Linked DNA regions of Homo sapiens: regions 1, 2, 3, 5, 6 and 7 are each linked to region 4. A link is a loop called in an ENCODE intact Hi-C map of the cell type or tissue named here. Cell type or tissue: endothelial cell of umbilical vein. All regions are shown on one strand.

What was found. Peaks named below come from ENCODE experiments on the same cell type or tissue, not always from the same donor. Only the 100,000 strongest peaks of a DNase experiment are listed, where the experiment ranks them.
Region 1: a loop joins it to region 4, with 5 times the contacts of the local background. A loop is called at or near these places in 19 of 110 quality-filtered maps.
Region 2: it touches region 4 in a loop (5-fold over the local background); 5 of 110 quality-filtered maps call a loop at or near these places.
Region 3: a loop joins it to region 4, with 12 times the contacts of the local background. A loop is called at or near these places in 20 of 110 quality-filtered maps.
Region 5: a loop joins it to region 4, with 15 times the contacts of the local background. A loop is called at or near these places in 9 of 110 quality-filtered maps.
Region 6: a loop joins it to region 4, with 11 times the contacts of the local background. A loop is called at or near these places in 18 of 110 quality-filtered maps.
Region 7: it touches region 4 in a loop (3-fold over the local background); 3 of 110 quality-filtered maps call a loop at or near these places.

What each region holds. Positions count from the first base shown.
Region 1 is chr5:83,924,959-83,928,958 of GRCh38, forward strand. No RefSeq gene overlaps it. Among named protein-coding and RNA genes, the nearest start is that of HAPLN1, 210 kb to the left of the region's middle. RefSeq lists an enhancer at 2,274-2,775. In endothelial cell of umbilical vein, CTCF peaks have their summits at 2,356 (motif pointing right) and 2,556; DNase peaks (open chromatin) are centred at 1,143 and 2,353.
Region 2 is chr5:84,087,151-84,091,150 of GRCh38, forward strand. All of the region lies in intron 6 of EDIL3 (EGF like repeats and discoidin domains 3), which reads right to left. Among named protein-coding and RNA genes, the nearest start is that of EDIL3-DT, 290 kb to the right of the region's middle. In endothelial cell of umbilical vein, a CTCF peak has its summit at 2,033 (motif pointing right); no DNase peak of the experiment used is centred here.
Region 3 is chr5:84,253,249-84,257,248 of GRCh38, forward strand. It overlaps EDIL3 (EGF like repeats and discoidin domains 3), which reads right to left. Exons shown (of 11, transcript NM_005711.5): 2 at 836-964. Among named protein-coding and RNA genes, the nearest start is that of EDIL3-DT, 130 kb to the right of the region's middle. In endothelial cell of umbilical vein, a CTCF peak has its summit at 2,279 (motif pointing left); no DNase peak of the experiment used is centred here.
Region 4 is chr5:83,720,972-83,724,971 of GRCh38, forward strand. No RefSeq gene overlaps it. Among named protein-coding and RNA genes, the nearest start is that of HAPLN1, 2.1 kb to the left of the region's middle. RefSeq lists a silencer at 1,469-1,528. In endothelial cell of umbilical vein, a CTCF peak has its summit at 1,560; DNase peaks (open chromatin) are centred at 1,040, 1,290 and 1,450; H3K4me3 peaks cover 834 bases; H3K27me3 peaks cover 375 bases.
Region 5 is chr5:84,449,006-84,453,005 of GRCh38, forward strand. No RefSeq gene overlaps it. Among named protein-coding and RNA genes, the nearest start is that of EDIL3, 66 kb to the left of the region's middle. In endothelial cell of umbilical vein, no CTCF peak of the experiment used is centred here; no DNase peak of the experiment used is centred here.
Region 6 is chr5:84,377,037-84,381,036 of GRCh38, forward strand. All of the region lies in intron 1 of EDIL3 (EGF like repeats and discoidin domains 3), which reads right to left. Among named protein-coding and RNA genes, the nearest start is that of EDIL3-DT, 3.4 kb to the right of the region's middle. In endothelial cell of umbilical vein, no CTCF peak of the experiment used is centred here; no DNase peak of the experiment used is centred here.
Region 7 is chr5:84,030,540-84,034,539 of GRCh38, forward strand. All of the region lies in intron 9 of EDIL3 (EGF like repeats and discoidin domains 3), which reads right to left. Among named protein-coding and RNA genes, the nearest start is that of HAPLN1, 310 kb to the left of the region's middle. In endothelial cell of umbilical vein, no CTCF peak of the experiment used is centred here; a DNase peak (open chromatin) is centred at 2,012.

The DNA.
Region 1 (4,000 bases), 200 kb after region 4:
TTTTCTTTTTAAACTTCTGAATAAGCTTAGCACGGTATAGAAGGCAGAATTTTTCATGAATGAATTGAAGCTTGTCACATAAACATAGTGACTAAGAATGAGTTCAAGGCCAGATTGTGTGGGCACAGGGCCTTGTTCCATTCTATTATAATAGTATACTTAAACATGCTGCACTTCAGTTTCCTCATATGCAACATGGAGACAATATTACTGTCTACCACATAGCCCTCCTGTCAGAATTAAATGAGATAAAGATATGAGGGCTTCCTTCAGTGTTGCTGAAAGTACAATAAATATTAAAGCTACGCATTTTTATTTTATGTAACATTCATTTGTCTATTAACACTCCCTTTCTTTGACTTCTTACACAGTCTGAGACAATGAACTGTTTCAAGGATCATATCATATCACAGGGATTGGTGACCTTATAAAAAGAGAATGTCAAGCATCCCATATCGTCTTTTGTGGTAAGATAGTATGTGACTTGGGAGAATGCAAGTGCGGGTCTAAGTAATGACTCCAGATGTGGTTTAGAAAAATAGTTTCTATTATGTTGGTTTTTGTGAAGGTGTGGACAGGACTGGCATATGGTGGAATTTTGTAGGTAGGTTTTTTTAGGTGGCTAGTGGATAAAATCATGAATGTGGTGTGTGGGGGTGGGGAAAGGAATCTTAAAATTAACCCAGACGGCATTTTTTGGCACAAATCTTTATGTTGGCCACCCCTGAGACAGTGTAAGGGTTTGAAATGGACTTATGCCCAAATTCTTTATGGCATAATTTAAAAGATTTTAAGTAAAATGTGCTGCCACAATGAACACACACTGCTTTATGAATGGCCTGATTATTGCTGTGGTTCCGCATAGCTAGAACAGACTGGTCTAAACCAGACAAATTCATGCAGAGTCATGAAGTTGTACTTTAAATCTATTCCTCACTTCCAAATCCACTTTCAACTACATTAATGTGTAGATATTGCAATGAAATATACTGGGTTGTGCACCTTTTAAACAACTCTATGCGTGTCACTATTTAATGTGGAGCATGAAAGAATCTCTGATTACCAGGCTTCAATGTGCTCTTCCAGCCTGTGTGGCTCTGACTGCAGGAAATAGCAGCTCAATCTTTGAAGCAAAGACTTTTCCTTTGCCTCTGAGAGTAAATAGCCTGAGAAAGAGAAAGCTTCCTCACTCCAAGGAAGTCTAGATAAATGTGTGATAGGAAGGGAGAGGGCTGTCTGTTGTGTCTGTCAGAATGACACCTGAAGGAAGGCAGCTGGCTCCTGTGGAGTGATAAGGCGAAGGTTACTGAGGCAAAGATAAAAAGCTCACTTGGTCAAAATACATCACAAACGGAAAGATCTCCAACAGGAATTTTTAGCGTTGCACCCCAAGTCTTTCTCTGAACAAAATGACAATCTGTTCTGATTTTTTGAGGGAATATAAGAAGCATACTCCGCTAAGTGGAACAAGGGCAGAAAACACACACACACACACACACACACACACACTCCTGAGAAGCTGGTTTCACTAGCTGTAGGTGGCCGACTCCTTCTCTAATGGAACACTTTAAGAGAATAAGTCATTTCAAAGAAGCAGGATAGACAAGAGAGGATTTTATTGCTTGAAACGGGAATTTTATTGCTCCAGACACAAGCATTGTTGTTGTTGGTGGTGGTATTGGAAGTCCTGGAGCTCCAGGAATAAAACAACTAGATGCATAGGGCCATGGAAAATCTCACTAACTCAATTCTGTGGTTGATGTTTTTCAAACATCTTAAAATCCTTACCTGCTTTTGACAAACAGGCACTTTTCCTTACTGTGAGATATCTCCTTTCCCTTCACAGTTACCGCCCAACTCCATCCCAATGTTGCCTCCACAGTGATTTTATGAGGTATTATTTTCTACTGTATATATTCCCTGAAAATTTAGTTTCCCCTACCTGCAAAATACAGTCATATTATCACAGTGACCAGGTTCTTTTCATACTGTAGAACACTCCTTAGGTCCACACATATGGGATTACCTCTCTAGCACTCCTCTGCACCTCCGTGTACTTTCCCAACCATTATTTATTTATTTATTTATTTTTTAAGACTTACATGCTTCTTGATAATTGCTTTTCCTAAAAGTTATCTGACAAAATATGTGGTGTAATAAGCAGGTCTTAAAGGGAGACAATTATTACTTCCATCTTTGAAAGAATAAAAAAAAACATTCTCTCTTGCTAGCTTTTTTGAGATGCCATTTTAACCTCTATATTTTTTCCATTCCTTCCAGCAGCAATCCATAGTGTAGCAGGAATTCCTGAAGAGGCTACTGTTTGACCATTGCCAATTCAGATCTGTCTTAATGAGCAAGGCCACCAGGGGGAGCTCCTTGAGTGAGCGTCTGCGGGATCTCAGGAAAAAGGCAAGGCAAAACATGAAGAGGGTAGTGTATTTGCAAGACTGACATTCCCTGCCTTCAGGGGCCACAAAGACCACCTTCCCCGCTGGGCAGCTTACTGGGTAGGAAAAGAAACGCCCCACTAGAAAGAAGGAAATTGTTAGTGTTTAAAAGGAGATGGACAGGAAGCAATGCTTGACTGTTGGATGGCCAGGGGTGGTGGTGGTAAGGAGTTGATTACAGCATAGTGGGCATTCTGGTAATTTCTAGGCCTAGATTTTAGGAATCCATTAAAAGTCAGGGAGCTCCAGGAATAAAACAACTAGATGCATAGGGCCATGGAAACATGAAAACATGGATGAGAGCAGATAGCTTTATGAGGAATGGGGTAGTGGATCAGTACCAGGTGGTGGTCTACTGATGGAGTAAGTAACAGAAGTGAACGAGGGAAAAGGGGTATTTCTGTTGGCACAAGTGGAGTTTGTTAGAGCAGAGTGCATGAGCAGCTACAATGATACCAATGTAAAAGACTAGATCATTCGTTTTCGAAATGATGGAGGAAATGGTAAATGTCACAAGATGGAAGAAAAGGAAAAATGCATAGATGAATTTTTCCACAGACTTTTTTGAGCTAGAAAGAAGGAATTTGAAGAGACTAGAAGTTCCAGGAATTCTGCTCATAGTGCGTGAGTCAGATTTACTGTTCTGATACCATATTAAAATCCTATCATCTAGGATGACTTGGGAAAGACTATGCTGAATATTTTGTTTGTACGTACCAATCAAACAATATCTATACTTCCTGTCACAAAGACAGGGTATTTAGACCTTTAAATATGATATGATAACTTTCGATTTCCAGCATGTCTATTAATAATAATTTTCCCCCATATAAGCTATATTTTATTTGGTAAAACAAAAATGAGAAAGAACCAGAGCAAACTAGAAGGGCTAGCATTTTTCTCCCCCAGTTTGTGGGAGAGAATTCCATCTTAAATGCCACATTTATCTGTAGCTCAACTGTAGTAACACTGGCTGCAATCTCTCAGAAAGACAGTGAACCATTCCATCAAGCTAAGCAATAGTCTTCCACATAGTGGAGTGACTGGCAGACACATCAATGATGGCTCTAGCTGAAAGTTATGGTTGGCACAGCTCTGGCACTGCAAACGTTAGGAAGATGCCACCACAATAAACCTTCCATGGCCCCATGAATGAAGCTGCAGTAGTCTGCCCCTGGAACAGCTGGCTTAAAAGAGTTCTGTGTGCAATAGGCTTTTCTAGACCTGCAGACTGAAGTAAAAGCTGTGTGCAATTAAAAAAATATTTTAAATGTTGTGTTTGTATTTTGACACCAATGTTGGGGACACTAGGATAGTTGAGGCACATTACTGACTCCTTTCCAGCATGCTTTCTGAACTGAAAAGGGAGTGAATTCAGAGACTTGTGGCTTTAGGTGAGTTAGACCCTTACAAGTATGTTTGATTTTTCTTTCTTTCTTTTTTTTTTTTTTGCCTAACAAGCTATTTCTGAATTCATGAGTAAAAAAGTTCAGGATCAAAAATGAGCTGAAGGAAGATGAGAATGAGAAAGGAGAGACAGAAAGACAAAA
Region 2 (4,000 bases), 370 kb after region 4:
AAGTCCTGACTATAACTCTTAATAAATATTTGTTGAATTATTGAGAACATGCATTTATTAATCACTGGCTTTATGGCCAATACATGACTAAACATCCTTTGTATAATCTTCACAACAATTTTAAGAGGCCATCTATTTTTGTTGACTCTTTGTATATAAAGAAGACATACCTTTGAGTGGCCCAGTAACTTTGTTCAAGGTGACAGTCAATGGCCAGTAGAACCCAGGATCACTGATCTTGAACATCCTCTTCCTTCACCATATAATATAACTGCTTATGTAAATGTGCTTCACTTGCATTACATTTAAACATCCAGAGAACAGGTAATGTGGTTTATCCTCACTTTATTTATTAATGCATTCAAATATATTTACTGAGCAAATAAAAAATATTCTCAGTCTTGGGGATATGAAAACATTATGATAGCATATCTGTTTCATTTTTTTATGAAAGGTTAGTCACTAGTCACCAGTCACTGAGATTGACGAGAATACAAAGAGAGCCAACAAATAGTATTCCTGCCCTCATGCAGCTTACCTAATAAACAATATCTTACATAGTCTAATTACTAGCTGCGGCAAGGGCTGTGCTAGAAAAGAACAAGAAGCTGTGAAAATATATATTAGAATGGAATCTAGTTGAGGAGAGGGATAGGGTTAGGGAAAGCTTCCCTGAGGAACTGGCATCTATACAGCAATTGGCACATGGGAAATAATAAATATATTGAATGAATGAATAAATTCATTAATTTAAATGAAGTTGGGGGTCTCTTGGGAATATGTTTTTTCTAAGCATGGAAAAAAAGAATGAAGTACCCTTCAAGAAGTCCCATGTGGCTGGAACTCACAGAGTAAATTCCTCACATTTCCCAGAACATAATTGCTTGTTGAATGAAATCAAATAGCTTTTTCTCTCTGAAATGTCCACAGAATGAAGTAGAAAACTTCCATATAAGATAATTTGAAATGTTTTCTCCACTCCAATAAGCCCACATGGGCAGAGAAAACTTATATATTGTCCAAATAGCTCTCTACAAATAGTAGCTGCTCAACAAATATTCATTCATCTACTGTAGATTTGAGACTCAGAAAAACATTCCAAAAAGTATCAGATAATGCATTGATGTTTCAAAATTTATGTACATCTTTCCAAATCCAGGCTAATGCATGCTCTTAAAAAAAAGAAGCTAAGATACATTGGCAATTCTATTTAAATGTCTGGGTTTTTTGTTTGTTGTTTGTTTTGTTTTGTTCTGTGAGAATCACATTTTGGTTTAAGAGCTTCTGGAAAGCTGACATTATGTAAAAATACTGGCTTAGGCTGGGCCCCTGCAAAGAAAAGTAAGATAAAAATATTCACATATACTTCTAAAATTCAGTACTTCATCTCTTAACAACACTAATGATAGTAATAAACTAAGGAGACCTGCATTGAACATAGTTTTTCTTTTTTTAATCTGAGAAATGAAAATACAGCCCATGTATTATGAATTCAGAGAAATAAATGTTTCAAAGTGATTGAAGCATTAAGTATATAATAGAAGCAAGAAAATGTGACAGGCTATTTGTGGGGGGAAAAAGGAGAGCTTGATTATTTTCTTCAAGAGCCAAAATCATAACAAAATAAAGTGATCTATACCAAGTACACTAGCATTAGGATGAAATAGCTACCACTTTAATTAAATATATCAGTTTTGGGAAAACAGCAGCAGTGGTAGCAAAAACATCAAAAGCAAATACATGGAGAAAATGTAACCAACATATGATATAAAAAAGAAATGTTCTGAAAAAGGCATTAAAGGAGAATAAATACACTCATTTAGAACCTCAAAGTTCAGTGTATCTCTTCTCTAGAGTCCTGCAAAATGATACTTTCAGGTGAGCTATAGTCTCAGAAACTGTTTTGATGAAAATGGAAATAGGAGAAGATGAAACTTCATTTAGAAGTTCCCAAATGTTCCCTAACTATCTCTTTCAACTCTAAGTGGATGTCACTCAACCTCCCACTCCACTAGATGGGGCCATGGGACTCATAAATGGCCAACGGCTTAGAAGCAGAAGTGTCACATGGCAGTGGTGTCCATTTAATCCACTTCCACTCTCTATCCAGAGCAACAAGTAATTTTCCAACTCAATGCTATACACCCTTATCAGGATTTTTCTCCAAGTTAATCAAAAAGCCGATGAACTCCTTTTCTTGAATTTGATAGATATCTTAGTAGTTAATGATGCATCCTCAAGCTCTCTTAGTATTTCATCTTTTATTTTTATTTCAACAGCTGCCAGTCTAGTTTAGGCCCTCCTTATATCTGCCTCCAGGCAGTTAGCTGTAAAAGCCTCCTAGCTGGTATCCTTGCTCATAGGTTCCCCTCTCTCTAAAGCACAATTCAACAATTATTCCATTAAATTTTACTGAAAGCTTCATCAGCACTAGGCATTGTGTTAGGTATTCAGAACACGGACCACTTACATGTCATCTTCCTAAACTCTAGTTCTGACAGTATCAATACCCTTCCATAATCAAGTGCCACCTTAGTCTAAATGTGATGTATTTTCACATTTTGGCATCTCCTTACCTTTTCAATCTTTTATCCTCCTATTACCCCTACAGATATGCAACTCTTCACTATAATAAGACTTTACTCTGATGTCCGTTGAGCTTTCTCCATCCCCAGTGCGACTTTGTTTATTCTATTCTCTCTGTCTGGAATAACTTCCTTAATGTCATCCTCAAAGATGCTAAATATGCTAAACCATCTTTAATAATTAAAATGTAAATGGATTTTCGATGTTTTCATTATATTCCAGTTGCACAGAAAACAAGTATTTCTTAAGAACTCCTAGGACCCAGTTAAAAATTTAACAGTAAAACATTTAAAGCCTGGTCTTATGAGGTTGTGAATATTTTCACAACCCTTTTACTATTTAGTCATAACTTAATTATTGAAGGCCTCATGTTGTAGGCAAAAATCCAATCCCTTGGAAACAATTAAGCATTATTACCATTTTTAGTTCATGGAGGAATGTGGATTCCACCTAAGGATGTCACTAGTAGAGGCAGGTTAATAATAAAATACCATCAAGGCAGCATAGATTGTTATGTTTTGGATTTGTAATGTCTTGATGCCATCCATTGCTTTAAAATGTTTCACACTGATGTCTCATTTTGAAGAGCAATATGCTTTTCTCCAGCATTTTGACTTATTTAATGAAGTTGTTTCTAATAATAAAAGGACACATCTTAGGTGAAGTATGTCTCTTTTGCTAGACTATGAGTTCCATCACGGTAGTGATTTCTACATTTTCTCGGGATAACCAATATCAAAATTCGCTGGGGGTATCTGCCCGTTATGTGTTCCCCTGGGTTCCAAATCTCACCTCCTAAATAAGAAACTTTAAGGTTGGGAACCATATTTAAAAAGCTCTTCAGATAATTTTTATGTGGTTAAAATTTGAGAACCATTGCCCCAGGCTAGAGATGAATGAACTGCTTGTTTATGGAAAATTCAAATTTTGGCCAGGCATGGTGGCTCATGCCTGTTATCCCAGCACTTTGGGAGGTCGAGGTGGGTGGATCACGAGCTCAAGAGACCGAGACCATCCTGGCCAACATGGTGAAACCTTATCTCTACTGAAAATACAAAAAAAATAGCTGGGCGTGGTGGTGCGTGCCTGTAGTCCCAGCTACTTGGGAAGCTGAGGCAGGAGAATCGCTTGAACCCGGGAGGCGGAGGTTGCAGTGAGCTGAGATTGCACCACTGCACTCCAGGTTGGCGACAGAGCCAGACTCTGTCTCAAAAAAACAAAAAAAAAAAGAAAAAAGAAAATTAAAATTTTATGGGATATAACAGTTACTTAATATAGCCTTAAGAAAATCCAAGACTGCCCCACAGTCACTAACAGTGTCCACTGCTCCCCCTCAAAATAAAAGGGAACTACCAAGAGTTGTCAAAGAGAGGATAGTGAAGAGGTTACAAATGCTTTAGGGCTGCCCCTCACA
Region 3 (4,000 bases), 530 kb after region 4:
GTTGACAAAACATGTTTGGTTTCCTATAATGAACAGATATATTCCATCTTGTACTCTTCGTGGTACTAATGCGAAAAATATAAATTTTTTTCAAACTTACCTGTGCTATTAACTTTGAAAATTATTTCTCTCTTTAGTTAGAGAGAAAATCTCTGCACAAGTTTACATGGTGTTAAATTATTTTAAAGTACAGCTATTTCCTTAATGGGGACCTATGTGGAAATTACAGAAGTTACTCTAAATCCATAAGTATACATATTTCGCAGATTTTTTAAAAAACTATTTGAATGTAACCAATGACACATTAATTTTTGCAGAGCAAATTTTTTAGAAAACTTTGAAGAGCACTGCATCTGGAATATCCTCTTCTTTATATGCTTAGAAATATAAAATATATTTATCACCTAAGAAAAGTAATGATTAGAACAGCTACAAAATGCTGATGGATATTCGAAGTCCCTAAAAACATCCTGTTTTATTTACAGTGATAATTTAACTTGAATAAATTGACTTTGGAGTTATGTATTTTATTTGAGAATAAAATGTTAAATTTATATTAATATTAGAAATATAAGAAATGTTATATTTATGTATTATTTGTAATGTCTTTAAATTTAGTGTTAATTACTAAAAATATTTTAAAACTTAAAGAACACAATTAATATAATTTCAATATAAACTGGAAATGATACAACTGAGAATCCTACACAAAAGTAAACTAATTAGCAACATATAGCAATTTTACAACTAATCTCCATAATGCACCACAGCCAAACTGCCATTTATTCATGGAAATAAAAAGATAACTACTGAAATACTTAAATTTTGCACTTACCAACCTCCACAACACTAGAACAGTTGGGGTCTGTGAAGCCATCTGGACACTCACAGGAAAAGGAACCATCAGCCAATCCTGGCAAACAGATACCTCCATTTTCACATGGATTGGGATCACAAATATCACCTAAGGCATAAAAAAAAACCGAAATTGACATTTTTTTTTTGTCTTGGACATTGAAACATACTAGTTTACTTTGCTATGGATGTTCCCTTGGCAAAGTCAAAAGTCAGGGTAATATTAAGATTCACACATAAGATCTGCAAGACTCATTTCAAACCATGTACTCAAAAAAAAATACTATGTAACATGGCAAAAATTAAACTGCATAATTCAAACACTGCCTCTGAAAGCTATTGGTTCAGTTTGGAGTTCCTTCATAATATGTAAAGAGAATGTTGTCTAATTGGTTAATAAATATTAACCTAAATATCTGTAATAGACTAGTGTCATTAATTACTCTAATAAATACCTTCTTTATATCCACACAGTTTACTCTTTAACTCTTTAAAGGACAGGAGTTTATTTCTGGATCCCTAGAATCTGGGCTTGTCCATGTGACTTGCTTTGGCCAGTAGGTCGTTAACAGACTTGAAGACAACAGAGATTTGAAAAGCACTTGAAGACATCTACTTCCTCTCTTGGAGTGCTGAGATCGTCATGTGAATGAATTCAGGCTAGCTTGCTTGAGATGAGTGAAAGAAATGTGGAAGGATAAGAAAGAAACTGCTACAGAGAAATAACTTATGACATAACAGAAACCCCACAATACGTGGCCTTGGCTGTGGCAATGGGTGGCAGATAGTATCTGGAAAAGCAGTCATGGCCATGAAAAGCTAGAAAAATGGCTACCCATTTTATGTAGTGTGTAACAATTGATAAAGCTGTCATCTGAGGTAACTGGGGAGGTAGAACATGTATGCGATGAACTTTTCATATGAGTAAGGAGATTTCCGGGCAGACTGTTAAAGCATCAGTTGGCTCTTACTGCCTGCATATGATAAGGTGCTACAATAAAGAGATGAGCTAAATAAAGAACCAGTCCATTTGAAAGTAAAGGGAAGTAGTATACAAGGACCAGGACTTGTGTTAGAAAACACAATTGTTTCTAAACTCCCAACTCTCAAAGTGGTAAATTATCGAATGCCAGAAAGACATGGCCCAACATAAATATCAATCATGGATGTGGCTACAAACCTCCCTGTGAAAACATTTCAAATAATTCAGGTGGAGCCTGAAAGATCTTCTCAGCTAAATAAAAGGGCTTCTAGAGACCTTAAGGATTGTCCCTGAGAAGGCTGACACACCCAAAGTAGCACTGATTAAGTCTGGAGTAAAAAGCAGGCTTCAGACAGAATCATGGGTGTGGCTTTATTGCACACAGGATTTGAATCAGATGCACAAAAACCCATACAGTTTTAAAGGGAGCTTTGTAGGTGAAACTGCCACCTCCTGGACTCAATGAGTAAGGGACTTTTCAAAATAAAAAAGCATCTGGGCACCAACTTCCTACTAGTTTGTATTTCTTAGTTATGTTATTCTCTGTAAGGTTTTTCACATGAGAATTATTTAAACTCTTTTCCAGATGAAGCACTTTAAAAATATTTGAAAAATGAAAATTCAGGTTATGATTTCTGTCAAATATAAACCAAGTCATTAGCCACACTAAGATGATAGATTAAAACAGTACCTAAGTGCTGGAGCAGACCTTAGAAAAGAGAGTCATAAAATGAATGAATTAATGTTTGGGGAATACCAAAGAATTTAGCGTGGCTGGACCATGGAGTATTTAATCTGGAATGGCTAAGAAAGTATAAATATGTTAGATCAGGGAGGATTAAAAAGTGCCATTGTAATTTTTAAGATAAGGAATCAATGAGAGAGTGTCTAACATTTTTAACATGTATTTTAAAGTTTGGACATGGTCAGATCTAAATTAAGAAGACAATCCTGGCAGCATTTTGAATGGGGTGATTGATGACTGATAAAGATACTTCAGTAGACTTGCTATCATTTATATACTTATCATCTAACTATCTATCTATCTATCTATCTATCTATCATCTATCTATCTATCCATTTATCCATCCACACATATAGCTAGCTAGCTATCCTTCCATTTGTCTATCAATTTGTCTATCTGTCCTTCTAGTCCTTGAGTACCTATTGCATGGTAGGCAGGCACTGAGGTAAGTGCTGTATATACCAAACTAAATAACAGACTATGGAGCTTAGTGGGAGAGATAAAAATGCAGGAACAATTACAATTATACTACACAGTAGTAACACCTGCAACTGGTATACATGATCCAAACTGTGGGACCAGTGGAGACTTTTAAGGAGACTCAGTGCTATCAGGTGATGAAGAGGAGAGAGCGTATGCTTAATATTCCAGGCAAAGGGAATAACACACTTAAAGGAAAAAGGTCATGTCTCATTCCAGGAACTTCAGGTAGGCCACTGTAGCTAGAATATAAATACGTATTAGAAATAGAAAATGATGAGGTCCAAAAGGTAGGAAGGCCATATGAATCAAGGTCTTGTATGCTGTGCCAAAAATTTTGGAGTTTATCTTCAAGCACTGGAAAATTATAAAAGAACTTGAAATATGGGAAAGTGTATCACCACATTTGTGCTTTGGAAGAATCACTAAGGCAGCAATGTGTTGAATCAGATGGAGGAGGTTGGGCCGAGGGAAAAAGGAAAATGCATTTATTGTTTGAAGTAGTCTCAAAAAAAATGATGAAGATTCTCTTGACCCTTCATAGAGGTGGCTACAGACAGGGAAATCAAAAGAGGCATCATTTAATATCAAATCTAGTTAATAAATACTAGGTAATGAAACCAGAATAAAAGTTCCCCCAAATCAAGACCCACCCACCTATGTGGAGTAATCAGTGTAAGGACACAGTCTCATATTTACATATTTACCTAAAAATAAGAACCCTTCTTTCAGATCCCACTCTGTCCTATAACCAAGTTCTTGCATCAGATAGTAACTGAGGTAGGCCTACAGTCCTGATATACCCAGGGCCAAAGGAGGTTCTTTCAATTATCCCATCATTATGGAGAGTGCCTTAAGAATCCTTTCTGGTGCCTTAAGAAACCTTCCATGGCCCCTCTGCTGCCCTCTCTAGATGATAATGCTAAATCGAGTCAATT
Region 4 (4,000 bases):
GAGGTCCTGATCCTGGGAAGAAGGAGGCACTTTCTCACCAAGAGCAGAAGAAAAGCAAAGCGTCACCAGGAAAGTTCTCCTCCCAAATCCCCTAATTACAGCCTAATGTGCACTTCATGCAAACTTCAGGGAGGAAGGGAGGGGCAGCTCTGTGCCCAGACCTTGTAAAGCAGCAGCCTCTTAGATGACTTTCCCCTCTGCTCAGATCCCGAGTATCCCGCTCTGGGGTTTAGGAAAGCCGGCCGCTACAGCCACACAAGCCCCCACCACACCACACCTCCCGAACCCGAACCCTCATCAGTCCTGGGTCTGTCCAGAAGGGATGGGACAAGGGGTCTGTGGAATGATCTGCGGGGCAGCGGTGTGAGCAGACTCCTCAGGACAGTCAGTTTGCGCTTTGTTTTATTAGCCTCTGCTTAAAAGAAAAATCCAAGGGTCGGAGAGGTCCTCTCTTTCCCGCCTTCCCCTCACCAAAGGAGATCAAGGATAACAGACAATGATGATAGTGGCACATAAAGCTTCTTAAACTGGAGATGGCCTTCCACCCAAATCACCAGAAGCATATTTTCTGGTTTACTGGACTCAGTATTGGTGTTGAGTTTAAATTTCTCTTAACAAACAACTGCTATTGTATCCTTGGATGACAGAGCTCAAAGAACCTGGATTTATTTATAGAACGAGGAATGCGAGGGGGAGACGGGATGGGTGGGGTTGGGTTGTGGATCCATAACCAGGATTAGAACCAGATGGGCACAGGGCGCGCGCGCGCACACACACACACACACACACACACACACACACACACAGACACACACACCCCTGAAATAACCAGTGGGGAAGATGCTGGGACACGCGGGAAAACGCCTCCTGAACAAATAGACGTTTATTTATAACTTCTGGGAGAGTATATAGGTCCATTGATTCCCGCCTTGAGTAACCAAGGGTTTTGGAGAGGAAATGGCTTCATATTTCAATAACAGAGCCACCTTTGATGGAGTCTAGGAAGGGGAAAAAAGAAACACACCGCAGGAAGCAAACGGCTGTTGGAGCAGCCGGGAGGAGGGAGCGGGGCTGGCCCTGGGACTGAGGACAAGCAAACAAGCTCGAGGGGCCCGCGGCCAGGGTGGAGGCGAGACGCAGGCCGTCCCCGAGTTGCAGCGAGCAGGGCCCGGTGTCGCGGAGCGCTGGGGACGTGCGGGGATTCGCGGCCGTGCTCCCGGCTCCAACCTCCGGCCCCGGCGGGGCGGCGCGGGCGGGACTGCGGGCTTCTTAAGGCCGCCGCCGCCGCTCGGGCTGTGGCGCGGGTTGGGGAGAGGGTTCCGTGGGCCGTAGGGACTGAGGGAGTCGTAAGTCGATGAGCTAGTGGGGCAGGAGGATGGGCGGGTCCAGGGCGTCCTGGAGGTGCAAGGTGGGATGGGAGGACCTGAGGGGCAGCCAAGCTGCTGGGGAAGCCGCCGGGACGGGGGCTCTGGCCGACAATGCAGGTGGCCGGTGTGCAGATGAGCCAGCGCGCGGGGTGCGGCCGCCGGGATGCCCGATCCGAGTCGCGCGGGTGGCGGCGAGCGGCGCTATTGTCTTAAAGATAAAGCCTAAGCCACGGGGACTGCCTCCTCCTGGACTCTGGAGAGAGGCGGGAGAGATTGCAGGGGAAAAAAGGCTTCTTCCCGCGTCTTCTGAGAGATTTCACCAGTTCTTGCCTCTGGGCTCCCCCTTGCCATTCTGTCTTTGGTAAATCAACACGTGCCTCTTGGAAAGGTTTCATTTCAAAGACAAACGGAACACTCACACACCCTCCCTAAATGAAGACAGTTATATTCAAAATGAATTCTTCATCAGGCGTTCAACACCTTTCTTGGAATTCCAAAACCTGGGTGAGGGCGCTTCTCTTATTTTTCTGTTTCCCCTCCCGCACAGGGAACAGGTTTTGCAGTTTTATGTCCCTAATCTAGTGGCTATTGAGGCAGCTGTTATATAGGCCTCTACATTAACTGCCAATAAAAATAAGATACATCTCGGCTTTTCAACTATGCAAAGGGTTTTTATGCTATTCATATTTCTTGTAAACGTTCAGGGTGGTGTGTATTTTAAAGAACATAAACGAATTAGACTTATAAACAAATATCCAATTTTTATATTAAAGCACCATAAAGGTGGTAAGGCTGGTGGTGTGTGGCTATGATATCATATAAAGACAGTTTAAATACCGATCTTGTTCCCTCAGCTTAACAACCTAATTTCTGGCGATTGCCTGGAGCGTAAATCAAATCAGCTGGCTCATGGCTGGCACTTGTTCCCCTATTTTGTGGTCTGCTCTATACACTTATTCCGGCACAACATTAAGATAATTTAATGTATTCTCTTCTGAAATTGTTTAATAACCACCCAAGACAATCTATTTTGCAACTTAGTCACACCATGGTGAGCTACACTAGATTTTTTTTCAATCTCAGGTATAGCCGCAACTATTGAGATAGACTTCCAGAAATAATGACAGGTACTTACCTCTGAGTCATCCTGTCCCTCCTGATCCTCCCCTATTTCCAGCCTTCCCTTCCCCATTGCCTCCTTACTAGTCTTTGTTAAAGATCCCCAGTCTTTTTAATCACAAATATTTAACCTATCAATAGTGTGTATTTGAAGTGTTATTCAGGCTTAATTTAATTGACGTTATATACATTTTTCCATTCGTTTTGGGGTTCACATGGTTTTCTAGTTATTTAAATTTACATTGGAATTAGCTTTAAGAGTCTTTTAAAAAGATTTTTATGTTCAGTTAATTAATGTTCAGCCAAATTGTGCTTTATGGAGGCATACATTACTTTGATTAGCCCTTATAGTTTTTCATCAGGGCACAGGCATTATAATAAGCCATGGTAAAAAATCAAATCAAGTAAATGCAGGAATAAATACAACTCTATTTTCATGACTAAATATTTTACAAAGATATAAATTGTAAAAATAATTTTTGAAGACCAAAATATCTTCTTAAAGAAAACCATATCAAAAAAGTATTCTGTATTTGAAGATTTCCTGTATTTATTAACATTAGTAAGTCATGTGGAAATTCAAATCTTTCCTTTGTTAAATCAAGGTTAGCCTAAAGCTGTCTTCTTACATATTTTAAGTTTGGCCTAAAGGTTTCTCTGTACATTGTGAACTATAACCTGAATGGAATTGTAAACAGACTGTAGCCTGCTCTTGTGGCAACACTGAGCTTTGGCCAATCACATGTGGCCAACTGTTCAAACCCTGTTCAAATAAGGCAAAGGTGGAGCTATAACCAGTCCGGGGGTTTCTGTACCTCACTTTCCTTTTTCTGCCCATAAACCTTCTACCACGTGGCTGTGTTGGAGTTTCTGAGCCTGCTCTGCCTCTGGAGACTGTTGGAATTGTTCTTTGCTTAATCAAACTCTTTTAAATTTAGTTTTGCTAAAGTTTTTTTTTTCCCTAACACATAGCATATTGAGGTTTGTTTTATTTGCTTTTTTAATTTAGAGAAGGCAAATAAGCCATTTTTTTAAGTTTCAAGAAAAACCAAACTTTTTTTTATTTTTCAATAATATATTTTGAACTATTTCTCATTCTTATTAAATAATCTGATGTTAAACAATATTATTTCAAAATATGCTGATGTATTTATATTATATAAAATTATATATCAAAATATTCTATATATAATATATACAGCATATTTTGAAATGATGTTTAATGTAATACAACAGTATTTTATAAGAATGAAAAACAGGTTAAAAAATGGTGTTATAAAATGTAACTTTGCATTCTTTTGCTAATTGTAACACAATTTGAGTAATTAGGTTGAACCAGATAAAATGGAATATTCAACCTTTTTTGACCTACCAAAAAGCAATTTCAGCTGGTTTCACCTTATACAAATTTGAATATGTGTGTAGCATAAGTGTAGCAGGAACATTTTCAACTTTTAAAAAAATATTGATCTGCAATATCATGAATATTTAATATGTAATAAATTCCCAAGCAG
Region 5 (4,000 bases), 730 kb after region 4:
GAGAAAGCCATTATTTATATTCTACTTTACTTGTTTTTTCTTTTGCATAGTACTTCTCATTTGGAACCTACTAGACGATACAATCATTTTCATATTTCTTGATTAATATCTGTCTCCTCCCATTAGATGTAAGTTTACACAAGCAAAGATCTTGGTTTCCACATATATTTTAATCCCCAGTCTCTACAATAGTAACTGAATACAAACCGGTACTCAATCAATACTTGATAAGTGAATGGATGGCTGAGTATCTCATCCATTTTCTTCTGTTTATGAAAACTTTAAAAATCATGTTTGATGATCTGTAAACAATTTAATCTACTTTTCTCTACTTTCCCAAACATTTGAATGTATTTAAAGATAAATTTTAAAAATGATATGGTGGTGATTACAAGTAAAATATTGAGTCTAGGATGAAAAGTTTGTGTAGTGTGACAGTTAATAAAAGCTCTCCCATTGTGATGATAGCTGTATTTGGCAAGAGTAAAAGTTAAGATTTGATGAACAGGTTCTAGATGGGGAAAATAACAAAATGTGGAGAACTAGAGACATGTGGAGAAGTAGAAATTAGTATGGCATTCAGGAAGGCAGCAAGAAGACAGGATTGAAGGACAGAGTAGAGACAATATTAGTTAGCCAGGGAGGAGCCAGAATGAATGGCTGAGGGCTCTGACCAAAACACTTTGATCTTAGAAAAGAAATAAATAAGCAAATAAGCTCTTGATTAGGGAAATAGAATGATAAAGATGTTAAAGAAAGATTAAGGTCTTATCATCACTTGCTACTTATAATTTGATATATATGGTGTACTAACAGAAAATTGAGTTAATAATTTTTAGTAACCACTTCATGCCAGTTTGTGTCCTGCATGCTTTAAATATTTAACTTAACTAAAAAGTAATCATGCAATAGAATGACTTTTTCAGCGCAAAGTACATTAGCCTCCCACTCTTACAGGCAAAATTAGAACTCATTTCATAACCTATTACTTTTGTAGATATGGTCTGTTGAGTTCTCCAATATATTTCAATGTTTTATGAAATTGCACCAACTACACTGATAATATTAATTTACACCTGTTTTTTTCTTTAAACCAAGCATATTTCCTACTAGAGGGTTCCATATTTGAGCATGTTTTGAGGGCATTTAACATGTGTTTTCTGAGTAAATCATTGGGTTTATGTTACTGCATGTATATATTTATGTGTGTGCATATATGCATATAAACATAATAAAGTGAAGTATCTATTCTGTATATTACATATTTAAAAGTTGTCAAGAGTATAGAGTTACACTGAATTAGTATAGATCTGCCAATTTTCTAAGGTAATAGTCCATATATCCATTTTAGGCAGTTAATAGATGCTTAATTGGATAATGTTAGTGCGTTACCATACTTTTTGCACAAGGAGAATTTAATAAGGAAAGTCATTAAAGAGAGTAGAATTATACTGTGATCAGTTTATCATTAAGGTGATCGGTTCTCCTCTTCCAGTCATTTCCTATGCTCTTTAAGGTATTTGGGGGGAATTCTTAGGCATATCACCTGAATGTCCCACCATAATTTTTGGCTCTTTTTCTAAGAAAGTTAATATAACTTTGGCCTCTGCTTGAATTTTTATTCAGAGAATAGGTATATATTTTTCTCTGTGTCTTCTAAGAGCAGTACAATGAATGTGAGTTAGATATAATGAAAATGTTCTTGACAGTGTTAGCTGTTAAACATTGGAATAAGTTATAACAGGGGAAGATTAGAGGGCTTTAAAAATGAGATGAATCATCATCTTAATAACAGCATAAAAGCAACATAGGAAATGTCATTCAAGATCAGAACAGTGGTCTATTCAGCTGCTACTTTTTCTGTAACCTAAATATCTAGAATGTAGTAGTTTCCTTCCCCAACAGTCACCTTACAATAATGTAACTCAAGTATTCTTAGTTTCACTTTAATATGTTCCTGAGAAGTGAATTTAATCTACCTTAAGCCTGTTCATCTTTTTATACAGTACAAACTCTTTTTGGATATCGAGAATAATTTTCTTTATGATTTTTATACCTAAGCCATTCAGACTTTTTGGAAAGTCCACCATTAATGAATTAATATATTCATTCATACAACTGATAAATATCATTTGAAATATCAGAATATACAATATTGAAGAAACTGACTTAGGCATTATATGAATGCAACATAAATGATATATTTTAATCTGACCTCTAGAGGTATCAGTTAAGAATTGCACTCAGAGCAAGCTGGCATAATAGGAGTTCTTAGGCTTCACTCTTCCCCTACAGTGAAAATTAAACTAGCAATTATCCACAGGCAAAAATACTATCATGAATATCCCAGAACCTGGGAATAAGGCTGAGACACCTCTTTGGACCGCATAACTGAAAAAAGCTGTAATTTAATGGTAATAACAGTTCTTTGACCATGCTGCCCCTCCCCAAGCTGGCACAGCACCAGACATGGAGAATGCCCCTATATCTATGATTTCTATTGTGGAAAAAGTGATTTGGAGGTAGACATTCAGCTTCCCTACTATTCTGGGACTCTACAGGAGGCTCACCTCCATCTTGTCCCATGGGAAACACTGGTAGTACTGGCAGAGCTAGATTACCTGAGGTCAGTTAGAAACAAAGAATGAGGCTGGGGCTCACATCAACTAGCATGTGGATCTTGGTAGTTGTTCTGCATTCTGGTCAATGGAAGTACCACACCAGAGAGACTAACCAACAGTGCCATGCTGCAGGAAACACAGTCCATGGGACTTCCTGATTTGGATCTCTAGCCAGCTTCCTCACACATCCTGGATGTTTTCGTTGGTTTTCTTAGTTAAGAAGCAACTGTGCCAGGCACAGTGGCTCACACCTGTAATCCCAGCACTTTGGGAGGCCGAGGGGAGCGGATCACGAGGTCAGGAAATCGAGACCATCCTTGCTAACGCGGTGAAGCCCCGTCTCTACTAAAAATACCAAAAGAAATTAGCCGGGCATGGTGGCGGGCGCTTGTAGTCCCAGCTACTTGGGCGGCTGAGGCAGGAGAATGGTGTGAACCCGGGAGGCGGAGCTTGCAGTGAGCCGAGATCGCGCCACTGCACTCCAGCCTGGGCCACAGAGCCAGACTCAAATATTACCAGTGGATACAGCATCTGGCCCTGACCAGCCACTGCAGGCAGGAAGTGATCCAACTAAGCCCTGGTTTTCTTAGTAAATATTCTCCATGCTTGAAGGCAATTGCAGGTCAGTGATTACCAGGGGAGAGGGTGTCTTGTTCTGCCCAACCTCAGTTGCTGAGTGGTGACTTCACCAAACTTCGGTGCTCTGCTTAAGCATATGCCAGGCTGGGAAACAAACTCAAGTTCATGCATATCTGTGCCACATAGCCTCTGCCCTGTCCATCCCGTGTGGTCGAGCAGCAACCCAAGATACTTCACTCAGCCTTGGAGTTTAGCACATGGCCTTGCCCAACTACAGGTTCGAAACAACAACATCTCCACTAGGCCAAGAGTGGTAATCTGCAACTTTGCCCAACCAGAGATTATTTGCAGAGCCCAGGCAGCAGCCAAATTTGATGGCAGAGTCCATTCAGTGGTCTTACTAGACCACAGAGCTCAGCCAGCATTACCATTCAACCTCAGAGCACAGGAAGTGACCCAGCCCAGTGGAAGAACCTGACACCAAAGTCTGCCTGTCTATAGCTGCTACTAGCTGGAATTACCTGCAATTATAGGCTAGACAAAATAATAAAGTTCTCTCACCACCAAAAAATACCTGCAAATATTGGAAAAGGTACCTGTCTTATCAAGTGCACAGGTATCAATGTAAGTATACAGGATTATTTAAAATCAGGGAAATGTAACACTACCAAAGGAAGTTAATCAAGCTCCAATAACAGAACCAGAATAAATGGGGATCTAGGAAATGACTGACAATTAATTCTGAATAACTCTCTTAAAGAGTTTTAGAGAAAGCCAAGAAAATGCAGAGAGAAAATTAC
Region 6 (4,000 bases), 660 kb after region 4:
GCAGCAGAGGCCGGGCGCGGTGGCTCACGCCTGTAATCCCAGCACTTTGGGAGGCCAAGGCGGGTGGATCACGAGGTCAGGAGATTGAGACCACCCTGGCTAACACGGTGAAACCCCGTCTCTACTAAAAATACAGAAAAATTAGCCGAGCCTGTAGTCCCAGCTATTCAGGAGGCTGAGGCAGGAGAATGGTGTGAACCCGGGAGGCGGAGCTTGCAGTGAGTTGAGATCGCGCCACTGCACTGCAGCCTGGGTAGCGAGACTCCGTCTCAAAAAAAAAAAAAAAAAAAGAGTGAAGCAGAGATGTGAGCACAGACCTAAGGCTCAGGCCTGTAGGTGGGAGACTGCTCTACATTACAGAGAGGGATCTGTCCATTTATTTCAAATAAAAAATATTCTCCAATGTTTCCACTCAATTGTTTTGGACTTTCCTGATTGTGTCATGAGCCCATTTCATCCTGGCTGACCTCAAATAATCCCCAGAATCAGTAAAATCTAAATGGTTCCCCTGACCTAAAATACAAGAGGGGATTTAAAGGATTATTTTGCATTCCCAAAATATACCACTTTGTTAAATACCAAGCACAAACCTTAAGGAATGCATGGTGGCCTAACCCCATTTAGAGATTATCATCTTCAAATCAAGCATATATCATCTAACAAGAGATTAAAACCTTGGTCTTCCCATTTATGAAATATTATATCATATTAAATTATTTTAAGAGATCAATCATTTTGATACAAACCTGTTTTGGAAAAGATAAAAGGCAAAGCTAAGTCAATCTTCTTTCTCCATAGTAACAACCACATTCAAAAGTGCTTTAGTGCTTAAAAAGCCGTCACCTAAATTCTTGTACTTAAATCCTCCATTCTAAGTCACACACTATAAATCTGAACAATTCCTACACAGTTACTATCACTATAATAATGCATATTTTAAAACAAAATAGCAGCACATTTTCTAAAATATAACCAAATAATTGCAGGACATTTTATCTACATTGTAAGGTCTACTTCTTTTTTACAAAATTCAGTTTTGTGTCTTCTAAAACTTTATTACCTTAGAAGAAAAATAATTTTAAAATACCAACATTTTATTTGACACAACGGGAAAAGTCTTAAATAAGTACATTGTTCAGATATCTAGCTATTTCACCATTAAGCAGGTTTTCAAGCTTAAACATTTTTGACCAAGTCTTTTTTTAAATAATGTATACATTTCACTGCATTTGCACCCAAAAAATGTTGAACATCTTGCAGTGAGGCTTTCTCTAGGTCGCAAAACCAGCATTATCACCAGTTATTGCATTCTCTTATATGGTGATACACTTACCACTCCCCACCCCAAACCCTCCCAACTGCATGTACCCAGTTTTTTGTACTGCAAAGTATCACTGCTTTTACATATACTATTCGAGTCTCCTCTTTGTCTAAAAGTTGGCATGTTTTACTGCTCTGATTAAGCCTGACCTATTACTTCATATGCTTTTCACTTTCTGGATTCAGTTTATAGAGGACCCAGAAACTTGAAAGCCAAGAGAAATAAGCTTTTCTATGATACATGATCTAAGACCTAACTATGACATCTATTTTTGTGGTCAGAAGTTTCTGATTCTTTATCCTAGGTTCTCAGCTATGTGGTATGTGGATGAAGCTTCAAGGCAAGTGGCTTCTCCACAAGTGAAGTGGATATAAATTACTGTATACTTGATAGCTTTAGGCAGGACAGTGTGATCAAATCAAGGTGTAAAATCCTGAGTTGCTCCATGATTTAGATCCCAATTTATTTCCACTTATGTTTTAAACTTCAGGTTTGGTAGGCAGAGGTTTGACATTATCATCTTCCTTTTCTTTCCTCACAAAAAGATAAGTTACAAGTTTCACAACGTTTCAAAGGTTTGCAATCTTTTAATAATGATGACAAAATATCACTATCAATTTTACAGTAGATGTTGTGTCCTATTTGCCATATAACAAGGAAATGAGGGAGGAGGGGAGAGGAGGAGAAAGAGACGGAATGAAGGAGAGAGAAATTTTTATCCTAGGAGAACTCTGACACAGAAAGAATGCCACTGGAAACCGACTATTTGGCACAATGTCAGTGACTGTATAAAAAAGCTCCTTAAAAGGGTATAATGGTGAATCTGTAACATAGTTTTGAGGGCTACATCAGCAGATGCTGGAACTACAAGTTATCAGTTAAAGGTCAATTGCAATCAAAATAAATTAGTTCAAGTCCCTGACATCAATTGATGCAGAGGAGTCACATATATAGAAATTAATAACTGGCTTAAATGGGATATAACAAAGCTTTATTTATCATGACATTTGTCTCTTTTGGCCACATGACTTGTTTTATGTAGAATCTTGCAAGATCTAAAAAACATACACTTTACCATAATGACAAAAAGAGTAAATAAAAGCATTCATCTCTTTCCAGTGCAGTAGATGCATAGGAATAGTTGAGTGTGTATGTCTGTGTAAATCAATATAACAGAACTGCTATTTATGAAACTTATAGTTCATATGAAGAATAAGCTTAGAAATCGTGGTATAAATTTCATTAATAATTGTTTTACTACAAACACCTCATAGCTCTCTGTGTTTTTCCTTGGAAGGTACTTAGAAGACTCCCTCTAAAGTAATAGTTCAACCTAAGTGTGCACTTGAATGTCTGTGTTTCCAAGTTAAAATCCTATGGTAGAAGGATTCTACCTTACAATGCCCTCTTTTTTTCTTCCTCAGGGAAGCAATGAAAACTAACTAATAACATTAGTTTCGTAAAGAGTAGAAAGTTACTTTATGTGGATCTGCAGATTCACATTTATGACTTGACTTCTTTTATTTTTCCTTTTATTTTATTTTTTCCTTTAAAAGATCTTCGTTGATTATCCTGACATCTGCTGGTGAGGGCACAGTTGATTCTAGTCTACTTTTCCCTTCAACAACTTGCTCAAATCAAAGATTTTTAGGGGTATTTTCAGTGACAAGTGGTAATACATTCAGTTTAAGTATTTATAGTACTTAAATTCTTGCTGTATCACATAGGAAACCATGAGAAATATTTTAATAATTACTTCACATTGGCAGTCATTTGACTCTGTCTATAAATACATGTTTGCTTTGATTAAGCAAACAACATTATAATCATTACATGGACTATGATAAAAATAAAAAAATCATTTTAGAAGAATATTTATATAGTCTATAACTATAGAACATCTAAGGAAGATGCTAAGCGTCTTCCTTAAAACACAGAGAAGAACTGAATAATAGGAATGGCTTAGCTTTGGTTTTCTGCTTTTTAAAATAATAATGTTAATTTTCAACCTACTTAGCAAATAAAAAGTAAATGATTAACTATGACAGAAGCCATTAACACTCAACACATATTTGCAAAATTTGCTATTTTTTACTCAGTATCCAAATGTTATGATTTACTTCTGACTTGAACTGAGTTCTGAAGCCTGCACTGTTTCTTTGGAAGAGATACAATGAACCTATTACATCCTAATCTTACTCAAAGCTATTGCACCTGCAAGTGTGTGCAGTAAACAACAAATATCAGAATTACTTTTTTAGGCTTCAAGAAACTCTCAAAGGAGGCAACTTTTAAAAAATTATACACTAAATGATAATATATACAGTTCATCCCATTATGCAAAATCCTTCAAAAATGAAAAGTTTTAGCTAATTAAAACTTTATCTTGAAATTAATAAAATTAACAGCTGGTACTACTAATTTAACTCTAAAAACTGTCAAGCTTTTACTTTTAATGGTATCGAGTGACCATGCTACTTTATTTTAGTCATGTATATCTTATTCCTTCCCTTTACATTGCTATAATTTTATTAGAAGAAAAAAATCACATGTATCTAGAGAGAAAAGCAAACTTTATTAAATATTTATTTAAAATACCCTAGATTTTGAATACATGATTTATATGAACATTGATGTCAATATATTTGAGAAAATTATGACATAGTTTTAATTTAGAAA
Region 7 (4,000 bases), 310 kb after region 4:
TATTCCTAGGGCTGTATTTATACTGTCATAATATAGAAGAATTTCAAACATACTAATTTAAATGTGTATCTTAAAGTAACTGACAGATTATGCTGCAATGCTATACATTTTCAGAATTGGTATCCTAGTATCAATTCTGAATTCTATAATAGCAGACTCACAGGGGACCTAAGGGCTGGGAAGCAATCACAGCCTAGTGAGTGGTGTTAGCCTACACCTCCTGACTGCCTTCCTCTCAACTTCTCACACAACCTTGACCGTTTTCAGATTCTCCCACGTCTTCTGGCTTCAGTACACTTCTGTATGCTTGACTAGAGTCAGTCATTGTACTAGTGTGCTAGGGCTGCCATAACAAAGTGCCACCAACTCCTTGGCTTAAAAAAACAACATTTTTTTTTCTCACAGTGCTGGATGGAGGCTGGTAGTCCAAGATCAAGGTGTTGCCAAGGTTGGTTTCTTTTCAGGCCTGTTACTGGCTTGTGAATGGCCATCTTCTCTCCATGTCTTCACATGGTCTTTCCTGTGTGGGTGTCTGTGTCCTAATCTCCTCTTCTTTTAAGGACACTGGTCATATTAGACTTGGGCTTAACCTTATGACATCATTTTACCCCAATTACCTATTTAAAGATGCTATCTCCAAATATAATCACATTCTGAGATAGTTGGGGTTAGGACTTAAATATATAAATTTTGGGGCGACACAATTCAGCCCATAACAGTAACAAATAGTAATACACTAAGCTGATTTTTTAAAATATGAAATAAGTAATTGTTTGACATATTTTTCAAGCTTTGACTGGATGTTTTGGCATTAAGAAATTTTGCTAAATTCAAAAAGATGGATAATAATTTTTTACTTTAGAAAATTGTATTTTCAGACAAATTTTGGATACATTTTTGTGGCTGTGACTTAGTTGGTAAATCTACCCATGCAACACTTATCACCAGATGTTAAGGACTAAATGCTTAGTTTTCTTTGGAAGGTAATTCGGTCATGAATGTGGAGTCTTCATGAATGGAACTGGTATCCATGCAAGAAGAGACACGAGAGGTTCCTCTTTCTCTGCTGTCTACCATGTGAGGACACATCAAGAAGATGGTCATCTAGGAACCACGAAGAGTGTCCTCACCAGAACCCTACCATGCTGGCACTCTGATCTCAGGTTTTCCAGGATCTAGAAGAGTGAAAAGTAAATTTCCTTTTTTTAAGTCACCCAGTCTGTAGTATTTTTGTTATAGCAGCCCAAACTGACAAAGACACCAGACAAGCTCTAACTAAAAATGACACAAAAGCTTTTTTAATAACTTGAAATAATACAGAGGGATTTCAGTGTAATTTCCAATATGCTGGATATGTTACCACAGAATCTCGTTGAAGGCTCCATGAGCCATAATGAAGAGAAGCACAAAAGTAGTATTTGAAAAGCATACTTGTTCTCGAGACAGGACAAAATCAGTGTTTTCATTTTCTTATGGAAGAGTTTCTCAGAAAAGAATTCAGGTAAGATAGCTAAATGCCATTCCCCATTTAATTAAAAATAAAGTTTTATCTGAAATGAATTAAACACAACTCTGTTTAATTAAACCCAAAACCTTTAAGAGGATCACTCCAGTAAGATCAATTAACATTCTCTTCCATATTGAACATAATTAGAATGGCAATTCTTGTAATCCACTGGCATAACCTTTAAAACTTGCTTGGTCTTTAAAACATATGTGGCATTTCCTTAAAAATCCAAACAGCTAAATCATAAAACCACATACTAAGTTTAATGTTAGTGCTCATTTTAAAATTAAAACTATTCATAAAATAGAACTATTAAATCTTATTTGACAACTGGTATTTCTGAGTTACTTGAGAGTTCTGCATGAAAAATAGGTTCCAATAGGTGAAATAGGAAAATTAGATCTTAAATTAGTGAACTGGCATACAGAGCAAATATAAGATGAATTTGAATCATCACATTCTTTTTTTTTAAATAAACTAAGTTTCCTGTCAGGGTTTTTAAATATTTGCCTTAATTTATGAGTCACACAGCTTATGTAGACATAGCAAAATTTTGTTAATGCCAATAATAGTTTGGAAGAAAAGCTTTCATTTTCAAGCACTGTTCTGAAACATCCAGGAAAATCTGAAGAAACAGAAAAAATAATATTAACATGACCTTTGGCCACTGCTACTTTGTGATATGGTGATTACTAATGGGACTTTTTAAAGTATGCCTTACACTTTCAGAATTATACATGATATCATTTGCTACCAATATTTGGCAATATTTGCCAATATGCTGTTATGTTTCTCCCATCAAAAATAAAATATTTTGAAATATGCTCTATATGACCAGAGAGTGGTTGAGAAGATGTGCAAATGTAACATCCAACAGTGCTCAGGGACTTCCAAGAAGTTTGGCCTTGGGCATGCTCACCAAGGCATGGTAGAGCTTCAGGGTCCTCACGTTTGAATGGCCCCTCTGTTGGTTTCAAAGGCCGTATTTTCAAGTCTTCTGGCTGTCAGCCCAACAGGTATACCCATCAAGGAATTTCCAAGTTGTCCTTCAGACTCTCTGCTTTACATAATTTGCTTCTCTGATCCACTATTCCAGTGTAGGATGCTTCTCTGGAGATGACAACTCCTAACTCCTATGCTTTCTCTACTACTTCCATGTTGCATGGCTCTGCCTCTTGCTAGTTTGGTCATTAATTTCAACTTGATTATTTCCTGATCAAGAAAATAACTTTACACATGAGAAATCAAATCACTTGACCACTGAGGATTAGTAATTTATTTTCTTCATCTTTGCCATACTTAAATTTTTTTTCTAACGTAACTTCAAAATTGTTCTAGACAATCTACAAGACACATAGAATTCAAAGATATTAAAATACTAGGCCAGGCATAGTGGCTCATGCCTGTAATCCCAGCATTTTGGGAGGCCAAGGCAGGCAGATTGCTTGAGCTCAGGAGTTCAAGACCAGCATGACAAAACCCCGTCTCTACCTAAAAGAACAATAAAATTAGCTGGGTGTGGTGGCACACGCCTGTAGTCCCAGCTACTTGTGAGGTTGAGGTGGGAGGATGGTCTGGACCCAGGAGGCGGAGGTTGCAGTGAGCCAAGATCCTGCCATTGTACTCCAACCTGGGCGACAGAGCCAGACATTGTCTCTAAAAAAAAAAAAAAAAAAAAAATGGAAAAAAGAAAAGATTTGGAAAAGAAATTCAAAGAATCTGGTGTGTTTCTGGAGTTCTGGCACACTTCTCTGTGAGCTGCCAGCTATCACCTGATAGTTACACTCTGTGGGATATATTAAGTTAGTGATCTGGACTCTGAGTTGTATGTGACGTTACACTTTAATATGACAGTTAGACAACAAAGATAGGAAACTCTTCAGGGAGGGAATAGGGGGCACTAGCTGGCCAGTGGCTGTGATCAATCCAGGACAAAGCAGGGCAAGATTCTGAGCTCACAGGAAAAACTCCAGATTGAACTGGTGGACATAATATCTGTGTGTAGCTACTGCATGTAATTAGAAGACCAAAATTTTGGTAGATAAAAAGGCTTTGGCATTCAAATTTACTCATTTTAAAAGAGTAATTTGTCATGTATTTCCTAAATAGTTGCATCAATTTTACTAAAATTAGAAGAGCCACACATTGCAGGTGCATAATTACACTTGCCATTAAACACAAACACAGATGCACACAACAAAATTAGATGCAATCATTTCATTGAGAAAAGAATGCCACTCCTTTCTCATTCCACAGTTTTTATTTAAAAAATTAAACTAAGCTTTGATTTTTCTCAAAGACTGAAGGATATGCTGTGTGTGATTTTTTTTTATTTTGTCCACATTTTAGGTGGGAATTAGTGATGAGGTTATTCTAGAATAATGGAAACTTTATGCAACAGTAGGCTAGGCTTCCTTCAGTGTAGTCATGAAAATAATCACTATATCACAGTCAACTCTACATAGTAGACACTGCAAAAAACAAATCTGTCTT